4 separate regions of the Mus musculus genome follow, and all the other regions are linked to region 2. The links are chromatin loops, found by intact Hi-C in ENCODE. Cell type or tissue: left cerebral cortex. All regions are shown on one strand. Region 1 holds the start of Lekr1 (leucine, glutamate and lysine rich 1). Region 2 has its middle 65 kb from the start of Gm35039. Region 3 overlaps Ssr3 (signal sequence receptor, gamma). Region 4 holds the start of Ssr3 (signal sequence receptor, gamma).

The links. Hi-C counts contacts between places; a loop is a spot of excess contacts. Peaks named below come from ENCODE experiments on the same cell type or tissue, not always from the same donor. Only the 100,000 strongest peaks of a DNase experiment are listed, where the experiment ranks them.
Region 1: a loop joins it to region 2, with 5 times the contacts of the local background. A loop is called at or near these places in 14 of 42 quality-filtered maps.
Region 3: a loop joins it to region 2, with 2.7 times the contacts of the local background. A loop is called at or near these places in 18 of 42 quality-filtered maps.
Region 4: it touches region 2 in a loop (5-fold over the local background); 17 of 42 quality-filtered maps call a loop at or near these places.

The regions. Positions count from the first base shown.
Region 1 is chr3:65,665,059-65,667,558 of GRCm38, forward strand. Lekr1 (leucine, glutamate and lysine rich 1) reads left to right here and starts at 1,170. Exons shown (of 13, transcript NM_001166659.1): 1 at 1,170-1,253. In left cerebral cortex, no CTCF peak of the experiment used is centred here; DNase peaks (open chromatin) are centred at 1,141 and 1,585; H3K4me3 peaks cover 1,541 bases; H3K27ac peaks cover 1,490 bases.
Region 2 is chr3:65,862,189-65,864,688 of GRCm38, forward strand. No RefSeq gene overlaps it. Among named protein-coding and RNA genes, the nearest start is that of Gm35039, 65 kb to the right of the region's middle. In left cerebral cortex, a CTCF peak has its summit at 1,319 (motif pointing left); DNase peaks (open chromatin) are centred at 1,320 and 1,769; H3K4me3 peaks cover 522 bases; H3K27ac peaks cover 470 bases.
Region 3 is chr3:65,378,843-65,381,342 of GRCm38, forward strand. Ssr3 (signal sequence receptor, gamma) reads right to left here. Exons shown (of 5, transcript NM_026155.3): 5 at 815-2,500. Among named protein-coding and RNA genes, the nearest start is that of Ssr3, 12 kb to the right of the region's middle. In left cerebral cortex, a CTCF peak has its summit at 1,514 (motif pointing left); a DNase peak (open chromatin) is centred at 1,489.
Region 4 is chr3:65,391,180-65,393,679 of GRCm38, forward strand. Ssr3 (signal sequence receptor, gamma) reads right to left here and starts at 1,374. Exons shown (of 5, transcript NM_026155.3): 1 at 1,226-1,374; 2 at 146-272. The coding sequence starts at 1,358. It also overlaps the pseudogene Gm5540. In left cerebral cortex, CTCF peaks have their summits at 767 and 1,095; a DNase peak (open chromatin) is centred at 1,480; H3K4me3 peaks cover 1,316 bases; H3K27ac peaks cover 777 bases.

The DNA.
Region 1 (2,500 bases), 200 kb before region 2:
GATTTAGGATTGAGAGGGCATTTACAGTGGTAAGGAAAATGGACTCAAGGTGATGTGTAACGAAGAGGCATAGATGAAAGTGAATTATAGCATTTCCATGGGATTTCATCCCATTTTCAGAGGATTGCCTTCCTTTTTAGATACAAGTGCTCGGTAATTATTGTCCAAACTGTAGTTATGTGCCCTATAACAATACTTTTGGTATAAAATTCCTAATATCTAGTGATGTTAGTTACCGAGACATTTTGTGTAGTGTTCGTGGTGATGCTGTCAGAAGCCCTCTGTTTCTAGCCCTCTTGTATATATTCAATGATATACAGTACATAATACTAGTTACTCAATAGTAAGTAACTGTTGTTAGTTTCTGCATAATCTATATCTTTCATGACTTAGGGGAGTATTCACTATTTTCATGCGGTTATTTTCATACTAGTGATCAACCAGCAGCTCCAATAGATCTGGCACTATTTCAAATCACCTGTTCACCTTCCTCTCTCCAATGCCTTTTCTTTCTATTCATGCAAACTATTCTTTAACAGCAATTATTGTTCTTTTCTGCTAGGAAACCGTGTTTTCTTTAGTTACTGGAGGATCAGAACTTTGGACCTCAGATGCTCCTGGAAAAGGAGCAGACTACGAAGACACTAATCATACCAGTGGCCTGTGTTAGTCACCAAGCATCATCTCATCCTGCTTGCTTGTTGCGTAGTAGGTCATCAGTATTTGTTTTATGAATAAAGTATGAATAAAGGGAAGTCGTCAGTGTGTAAAAACAAGAGGCCTTCCATTACTTGAGTGTGCAGTAGCACGTCTCAGTAATACTTCATGAACTAAACCCGTCATCTTGACTTCTTTGGACCAGAATGAAATTCTAAGCAAGCCTTCCCCAGTCAATTCCACTTAAAAGCTTCTTTTCCTTCCGTTCGACAACAATGATTGCCCCTGCAGATGAGGCACATGGCCACCCACTTCCCGCCTCTTCATCAGCCTCGGCTGCCCGTCGTCCCCGCGGGTTCCAGAGCCCCATCCCCGTCCGTCACAGAACCGCGCGTAAATCCGCCCTCTCCTTCGACCCCCGCCACCCGCTCCAGCTTCCGCCTAGCTCGCTTTTGGGACAAATGATGCAAAAGAAGCTCCGCTTCCGCGTCGGCGGGGGCTGTGACGTCACCGCGCCTTGACGTCAGGCCAACGTGCAGCGCGGTCGCCCGGGAGACCAGGGAAGCCGTTTTACACCCTGCGGAGTCCCGGGCTAGGTGAGGGTCATGGCCTTCCTCAGTCCTCAGAGGACCCGGTCGGCGGGGACACAGTTCCGGCGCAGAGACTGGCGGCGCGGGACTGCGGGGCGGCGGGGGTCGGGAGGAGGAAGGCGGGAAGGTGGGGCGGCCTCTCGGCGCCCCAGGCGAGGCCTGGGCCAGCGCAGTCCGGTCGGGCGGTTAGTTTCCTGCAGTGACCTCCTGCTCTCTTGCCCCCGACCTGCCCTTCGGTGAATCACGCCCCCGGAATGGTACTTGAGGAAGGGCCTGGAAGCAGAACCTGAGTTAATGACCGGGCGTGACACCGGTGTAAGAATCGGAAATGAACCACCAAGGGCATTTCTGCGTTTAAGAACACGCACGTCTATCTCGTGACCAGTGTCACAGAGAAGGTTCTCAAACGCACGTAGCAGCGGCCACGTACCTCTGTACTTTTGCCAAGGACAGTTTCCACATATATAATGGGAAAGACCAAAAGGAACTTGTTTGGTTAAAATACTGAATGGGTAACTTAAAAATCACGTTTTCTTCTGCTAAAGAGCAAACAGCCCTACACTTCTTGAAAAGCGGAATTATATGTGGATTCTACTATTCTTTTCACGAGTAGTCACATCTTTATAAAGACCCAATGGACTTTTCTAATCGGCTTACAAGCTGTTTCTTAAAATATAGGCAATAACAAAAATAAACGTTAAAGAAAGTAGTACCCTTCTAGTCACCTTGGGAATTTTAGGTGCCCACCTCTTAGTTGTAATCATCAGCATGCATTGCTTAGCAGAAAAGCACCTAGTTATTACAGTCTGCACTCACAGTTTACATGGGTTTACAATAAAGTGTCTTTATATGAGGACAAGTTACACATGTTCTTGGGACGAATCCAATGAATGTATCTTGCCTGTAATCTTGTTACTATGTCTTGTGCGATGTGCATTGACATCAGTTTCTCCTCCACTTCGTTTTAGAGGTCTTTCAAATTTACCAGGGTGCTATTTTTAAATTTTTCTTTCATAGCCAGAAGCCTGCCACTTCTGGTGACATAGTAATATGTTAAGAGTAGTCACAGCGAAGGCATTAAATAATAAACATCCCACTGGTACCTTGAATTTATACGTTATTTAGGTCCATGCTTGCTAATACTTTTGTGGATGGCACTTTAAGAGGAGATATAGTTGGCTGTATAAGGGAAAAATATTCCTGTGGAGCCCAAGATACTATCATTTCCATTCACCAATGATGGCTTAACTGAA
Region 2 (2,500 bases):
ACAAAGGAATCTGGAAGCCACAGCAACATCTGTGTCCAAATATAGCCAAGCCTGTTTATTTTATTTTAATTGAAAATCAAATGACTTTAGATGAACAAATCATTTAGAAACAGCACATTTTTAGGTAATTCTTAAGATCATTTTGCCAACCAAGAAAGCAGCTTGATGTCAGGCTGTCTTCATAGGATCTTCTGAGCTGTGATGCTATCAGCGTGAAATCAGGGAGAGCATTCAAAAAAAAAAAAAAATCAGGGATGGCTTGAAGTGATTTGCACAAGAATTCTCGTTCCACAGGAAACCCACGTTCTAGACACAGGCTGACCCTTCCCTTGTAAGTAAGCTCACTCACGTCATTTGCTTACTTTTTTCTCAGCACAATTAAAGATGCAATTCATTAAAAGTCACAAAACGTTGTTTTGACAGACATTTCTATTAATGCTAGCAAACACGGAGCCAGTTCTAAGCCAACGCCGCCCTCACCTCTGCAAGTGGGAGAGTGGCTTTCAGACCCTCAGAGTTCCCATGAGTGACTCACACCTGCAGTGATCTTCCAGTCTGGGGTCTGGCCTGACAAATGCTTATTCCTTTAGGCTCACTGTGGTTTCTTTTAGAGGCAAGCCTGTGTGCTCAACAGTTTATGAAAGGGTAATAGGAACAGGAAGATAGTCGTGTTGTTTTTTCCTCGACCCTTGAGGATTAAGAATAAAAATTAAGCCAATTAAGGGGCCCCGATTGCCCTGAATGTCTTAGGAGGAAATGACTTTTTAAGGCATGTGGGAGTTATTAAAAAAAATATATCCCTTGGAATATTTCCTTCTGTGTGTTGATACACAGAGGCCTGTGGAATGGGCTCTCAGAAGGAAACAGTGACTTGGATAGAAACCACGTTGCTGTTGTAAATAGAAAGAGGTCAAGAGAGAGGTCGTATGCAGTTTTCCAGTTATCTTCTCATTGTGAGAAGTCACTGAATTCAGATACATCATGAATACTCTGGATAATGAAGGATCCCCCCAAACCATGTGTGGTAAGAAAAACATCAGGGATCTTTCTTTTTTTTTCTTCCTTCCCCCCCTCCTCCCCTTTTATTCTATTTATTGACATTCACCTTGAACCGTACAGTTTGGTTGTCATACTTTTCGGTGTCTGATGTCACAGGCAAACCATGCAGTATCAATGAGACTGTGACAGGCCGGAAGAGAGAGGCTTAGCCTCGCCTTTTGCATAGCACAAACAGCCTAGTGTGTTGGTGTGAGGCTGATTGCCTTGTGAGGGACCGGCCTCCTGCCTGGGATGTTCTCCGTCCTCTGTCTGCCCCCTAGTGGAAAGGTGAGGAATATGTGGGAGTTCGCTGAGGGTGTCTGAACGGAATCTGAAGTAAGGCTTCTTGAGACCTTCCTTCTACAGCCCCGTTTTCAAGCATGGCCTCTTCTTCACTCGGAGGAGAAGAACGCCAGCTCATTGAGTATTCTGCAGCCTCCCTAGAATGAATACCTCCATTTTGGTGTGCTTTTTCTAAGGCCTTCAGTCTGCCTGTGACAACCCTAATCCCCACGTCACGACACTTTCGCATGTGCAATCAGCGCCAGACACTTTTCCCAGGACGTGAAAATTATTCTTAGAGTCCCACAAACTAAAGAGTCCCACAGCACAGTGCTGTGCTGTTGAGCATGCTGCCACCACAAAAGCCCTGCGTTTCCCAGAATGTGTCTCTGGGATTTGTCATTTATTCACGAGAAACCTGCTGGTTGCCAGACACTTGGTTCTGGAGACACACAAACACTTGGCCAAGGCTCCTTCCTAGGGAAGCCTGTGGCCCAGAGAAGGAACAGTCTATCCTTGATTGCCACAGGATTCGGTCTGTGTTCCTACATACCCACGCTGCGCTGCAGTAGCAAAACCCATGGGGGCAGAGCCAGGGGATTGGTTCCAAATTCTAGTCACAACAAAGCTAAGCCAGCGAGTGCTTTGTTCAAATGACTCAGGTAGATAAATGAGGCCAGCACAGGCCGTCCTGACACCACACACCTCTAGAATGCCCTGGCTGTGCTCGGAGCCTCTGATGTCACCCGGTATTTTCATCCCTCCCCAAGTCAGAGTGTTCTGTGTCAGCTATGCGGATGTTGCTAAGGGGCTGGCCAGTTTCGCGGTGCGCTCCCTTAGCCGACCTGCATGCTCTCCCTGCTCTGGTGGCAGTCGGCTCGTGCCAGCCCTCCGCACTGCTTCGCTCATTTCAAGCCTCACTTTGGTTTTTGTTTTCTTCTTGAATCCCATTTTCTGCATTGCTGATTCCCAGATATGAAAGACCTAGAAAGGACGGATGAGCATTTCAATGACCCCAAAGCACTCTGTGTCGGGTATACAGACTCATACTTAAGGGTAATGGTGTTATTATTGGTATCGGAAATGCTGGAAGAAGAAAAACAAGATTGATATTCGAGGCTTCTGGCTCATGACAAGAATTAATGCAGAGAGGGTGGAGTCAGTGCTAGCTTGATAGTGA
Region 3 (2,500 bases), 480 kb before region 2:
TGGTCTCAAGCAAGACAAATACAAACTACAAACTCTGGGCCTGGATTCCTACTTCAGGAACTGATAGAAACATCATAGACTGCCAAATATCATTCAAGCACACAGCAACAGCACTGCTTCAAGGAACCTAAGTGGCAAAGCCACTACTTGCATAACAAGGAACTCAGGTCAGGACAGATAAAGAAACTGACCCAAACTGCTAGTTCATTACAACCCATAGTCCCTGTATGCTAGCCCACAGCTCTTTAAAGACTTTTTTCTTTATAGGGCTGTTTTTACACTCAATTATATGAGGGTTTTTTTGTTGTTGTTGTTGTTGTTGTTGTTTTTAGAGACAACCTACTCCACGAAATAGTCTCTGATCTTCATGTATACATGATGACACACTTGCCCTGCTACCCCAATTTTCTCTACCTCAGCTATTGTGCATGTGTCCGAGTATCTACCCGCACAATAATATAAAATTAAAATTAAATAAAATGAAAGACCCGCCCAATCTCCTATTAACTACCCTAAGACTTCAAAATAGGTGGGAAATAAACGATATGCTGGTATTCTTCATACATGCACACGTGTACATTCATACAAATCCTTCCTAACATAATGCCTGGTAGGAAGGCCCAGCAGGCACACAGCAGCACACTAGGGCAGGGACGGACTGTTCCTTCCTGTAACTGTGCTACGCCTGTCACTGTCTCAGACATCTGGCCAGAGACTTCAACAGGGCACTTACACGTGTAGGAAAGAGGTCTAATATAAAGTGTGTAATAAATACTCTTATGGTTCACATAAAGAATTACAGAAAAACAAAACACATTTTTAAAAACAAAGTTTAATCATACTTATTAATAACAAGACTTTTTTTAAAATGCAGAGTATAAATTCCACTTCCATCATTTCAGTTAACTTCAAATTATCCTTTCCAAATTAAAACAATATATCAAACAGTACAAGTTGTATATTTAATCCAAGACTTCTATTAAGTTATAAATGAGTAAATCGTGAAATAAAAATTCTTAACACTAAGAGTCTACCTATCACACATATGAGAAAGGAAAGAATGTGAGCACTCTGAATGTCCTATTTTACTGGTGTGATGTATGGGGTCTTTTTATGGTACAAACTCTGCCTGCCACAGATTTCACTGTCTTACTGAACACTTCGTAATCCTATGTGCAATGTTCAATGGTGGAGAAGAGGCTAGAGAGGAGGGGCCACACTTCTAAGTACAAAGGGCTGATACACTGGCTGCATGACTTCACACACAGAAATGTGGTAGCACAGAGTTAGAGAACATGTTCAGAGTTAAAAACAAAGACAGTCGCAGGAAACAGTCAAGACAGAAGAAAACTGCATAATCACTCTCCCAACAAACTTTTGGTTACTACTTAAAATTAAAAATTTGAGGCTGACATCCCGATTTCTTGAGCTTCTGACCATACTGTCAGATAAAGATAAAGGTGGTGACTTTCTCCCCAGCTACACAGGCACCGCCACCTAGTGGCAAGTTCACAGCAGTCACTTAGAAGGAGTTTGGTTTAGCTTTGGTAACATGATGGTTTATCAAATTATCATTTTACCAGCCAAATACTGATTAAAATAAAACAACAAAACAGCCTACCTCATATGTGTTACTGAAATGTACTTTGCTTTGAATCCCTTCTCATTTCCCCATTCATTCCACATTACCTGGAAATGACACTCAGGTAACAATGTATCACTGAAAAGAACTGAACACTTGGAGATAAAATGATTCTCCAGGCAGACAGTAAGGAGTAACATGACTATACAAGTGCACTCCTCTTGAGTTCCCTAAGTAGCACAGACCACAGAAACATCTACCAGCACAGAAACAGCTCTACTCCTTGTAAATATCTTTAAAGTTAAAAATAGAGTCATATGTTCCTCTTAAGTTTACAAGCAGAAACTAGATATTAGTAATATTTCCCTTTACAGAAAGTTCTTGGGTGTGGTGAACGGCAAATAGGAATATGAAATCAGTGATCATAGTGCTGCACTTTGCAAACTGTGAAGTCATTGCATACAAAATCAGAATCTGTACATAATGAGTGGGGAAAAGACATGGGGGGGTGGGGGTTATGACCACACAACATGAGGCTACTCTTTGCTAGACCCCCCCAAAAATGTATGTGATCAGCACTTCACAATTAAAAGGAACCTTGAGCAAACGGGGCTAAGTTTATTAAAGTCCTCATGGAAAAATGCTGACAACCATTTTAAACCACTGTAAATTCTTTGGAGAGCCCAAAGAATTCCAGGGTTACGTTCACAAAAATTCTTTTGGTCTCTCATGTGTCAATAATCACAGTAGAAATACTCTCTCACTTAATATTCTGCCTGTGGTGCGAAAGCCTGGTCATAGACACAATGATCCCAGTGACTTCGCACATCAAACCAACATGGCAGGGTCAAGCTGACCTCCCGGCCACCCAGGGCCAAAGCCATACAGCTGAACAGTGTGTGCTTTGGCCTCACAGGC
Region 4 (2,500 bases), 470 kb before region 2:
AACTCCACCCTCAAAACCTATTTCCACAGAAGTGTCATATGGTTCACGATTAACTACATACACATTTCAAACTAATGCTTATAAATCATGTTTAAGACCCCCTAACATAAAATATGCAGACTGGGGTTGGGTTTAGGGTACTTACTTGTGCTTCAGAACAAATTTTACATTCTTGTACGCGAAGGCTACTAAGTAAGTGCTTACTAAGGTCATCACACTGTAGAGCACAGCAGACTGGATGAGATCCATATGCCATATTCTCCAATACAACCCTGAGATAAGACAAAAGCAAGGGACACACAACATCACTGCCCCATTGCACATGCCAGACTACAGCTAAGCCAGGTAAATGAGAGTCAGTAAATCCCACCCAGTATCCGAAAAACTTCACTAGAGGTGAGATAGACAATAAACTGGGTTTGTCCCAGTTCAGGGCTTTCCCAGTACAGAAAGGTAGGCTGTGGGGATATTGCTAGTCTAGAAATTTCATCTTCTAACTTGAGAACAAACTGGGAGTGGGGATTACAAATAATAACAATTTCACTCATGGAATACTAGGAAGTTAAAACACGGGCCATTTTAAATCAACCGCTGTCCCAAAACTTTGGTTAACTTGCTGACGTGGCTGCTCACTGAAATCCAAACAATGCTTTGTCGGGCCAGTGAACCCAGGGGGCTCCACACCACATTCACTGCAAGCTGAGCTTTTTACAAGGCCAAAATAACAAAGAACTTTTTTTGGACATGATTGGCCTGCAGCACTGCGGCAGTGCGGGTCAGGAGACAGGAAACTCGGAAAACCTGGACTTGGAGACAGTTTTGGCCTTCAAGTGGGCAGTTTCTCATTCAATCGAGAAGGCTCGAGCTGCTCTCTAGGAGTTATTGAAATCCTAAACAAGGCTGATCGCGGACCTCGGGCAAGGCCTAACTTGGCATTCTGCACGTCCAAAGGATGCTCGGGAGTAAGGGGAGGTTTGCCACGGGTCACGCTGCTAATTCAGTGAAGGTTTATCAGTGGCTCCCCCGCCCGGTTCATTAAAGACATCCTAGTGTCCAACAGTGGTGAGGAGAAGGGCAGTGTACCAAAAAGAGATTCCGGGCCAGAACCCGCGCCCGGCTCAGAAGCACGCCGCGAGTGACTTCCCGAGGACGCTGCTCCGGACACTAGGCCTCCCCGCCGCGCCCGCCACGTCCCCGCCGCCACCGCCGCCCGCCCGAAGCTCACAGATGGGGATGGCAGACACGATGAACGCGTTCCCGAAGAACAGCGCCGACGATTTGGCCGACAGGTTGCGGCTGAAATCCTGAAGGAGCAGGTCCTCCTCGGACTGCTGCTTGGAGCCGCCTTTGGGAGCCATGGCCGAGCTGAAGACTGGAGGCCGGGAGCAGGGAGGCAGGGAAGGTTCAGAAGGCCGCGTATCCGCCCGCGACCCGTCAGCGCAACGCGGAGGCGGGACTCCGCAGGGTACGCTGCTTCGGGATTGGCCATCTTGCCGTCGTTTCACAAGCGTCGAGGTACGATTGGGCATGCGAACAAGACTTCCGCATCCTTCAGGGTACGTGGCGCCTCAATGCCACAAAGAATGAAGGGATTTGTAGTTTAGTGTGTAGTTTAGAGCTGCTCTCTAACTCGCCTGCCTCAGTCTCCAGAGACAGGCTTGGATAATCGAAATGAGCAACCATACAAGCAGTACTGTTTTAACTAACTAACCAGCTAGCTAACGAACTAACTAACGTTATTGGTATTTCATTCCACATGTGCACTTTATATTTCTTTTTAAATTTATTACATTGATTGAACAATTGGCTCATTGGTTGATTGATGATTAGTTGATTGATTGATTGGTTGGAGGGCCGTGCCACAACGTTGTCAGAACACAACTTGAGGAAGTTAGTTGTCTACTTTTACTTTCTGGGTCCCAGAGATTGAACCAAATTGTCACGTTTGTGTCTTTACCCTCTGAGCCATCTGCATGGTTTAATTTATTATTATTATTATTATTATTATTATTATTATTATTATTACTATTACATCATTTTAATCAACAAAGCCTCTTAGCCTCTAAAAGACTCTCTCATTACAGTCTTTAGAATTGGAAAATAAAAAAACTCTTGTGGAGTTTTACTCCTGGCCCAGACCCGCGGCGGAAGCGAGCCATGGCTGTCTATCACGGGATGCTGCGCTTCGGGAGGCTGTGTATCGCGAGCCTGGGGGCGCGGGGCCCCCGGACGCTGCTCACTCGCCCTCGGCCGAACTCGAAGTTGCAGAGTGTCCGCGCTCTCAGTTCTGGAATGGTGAACTGCACCAACCCCTTGCCCATTGGAGGCCTCAGCTACATTCAGGGCCACACCGACTCCCATCTTGTGAACACAACTGTGGGCGAGTGCCTTGACGCCACAGCGCAGAGGTTCCCCGACAGAGAGGCTTTGGTTATCCTCCATGAAAACATCAGGCTGAACTTTGCGCAGCTCAAGGAGGAGGTGGACAAAGCTGCTTCTG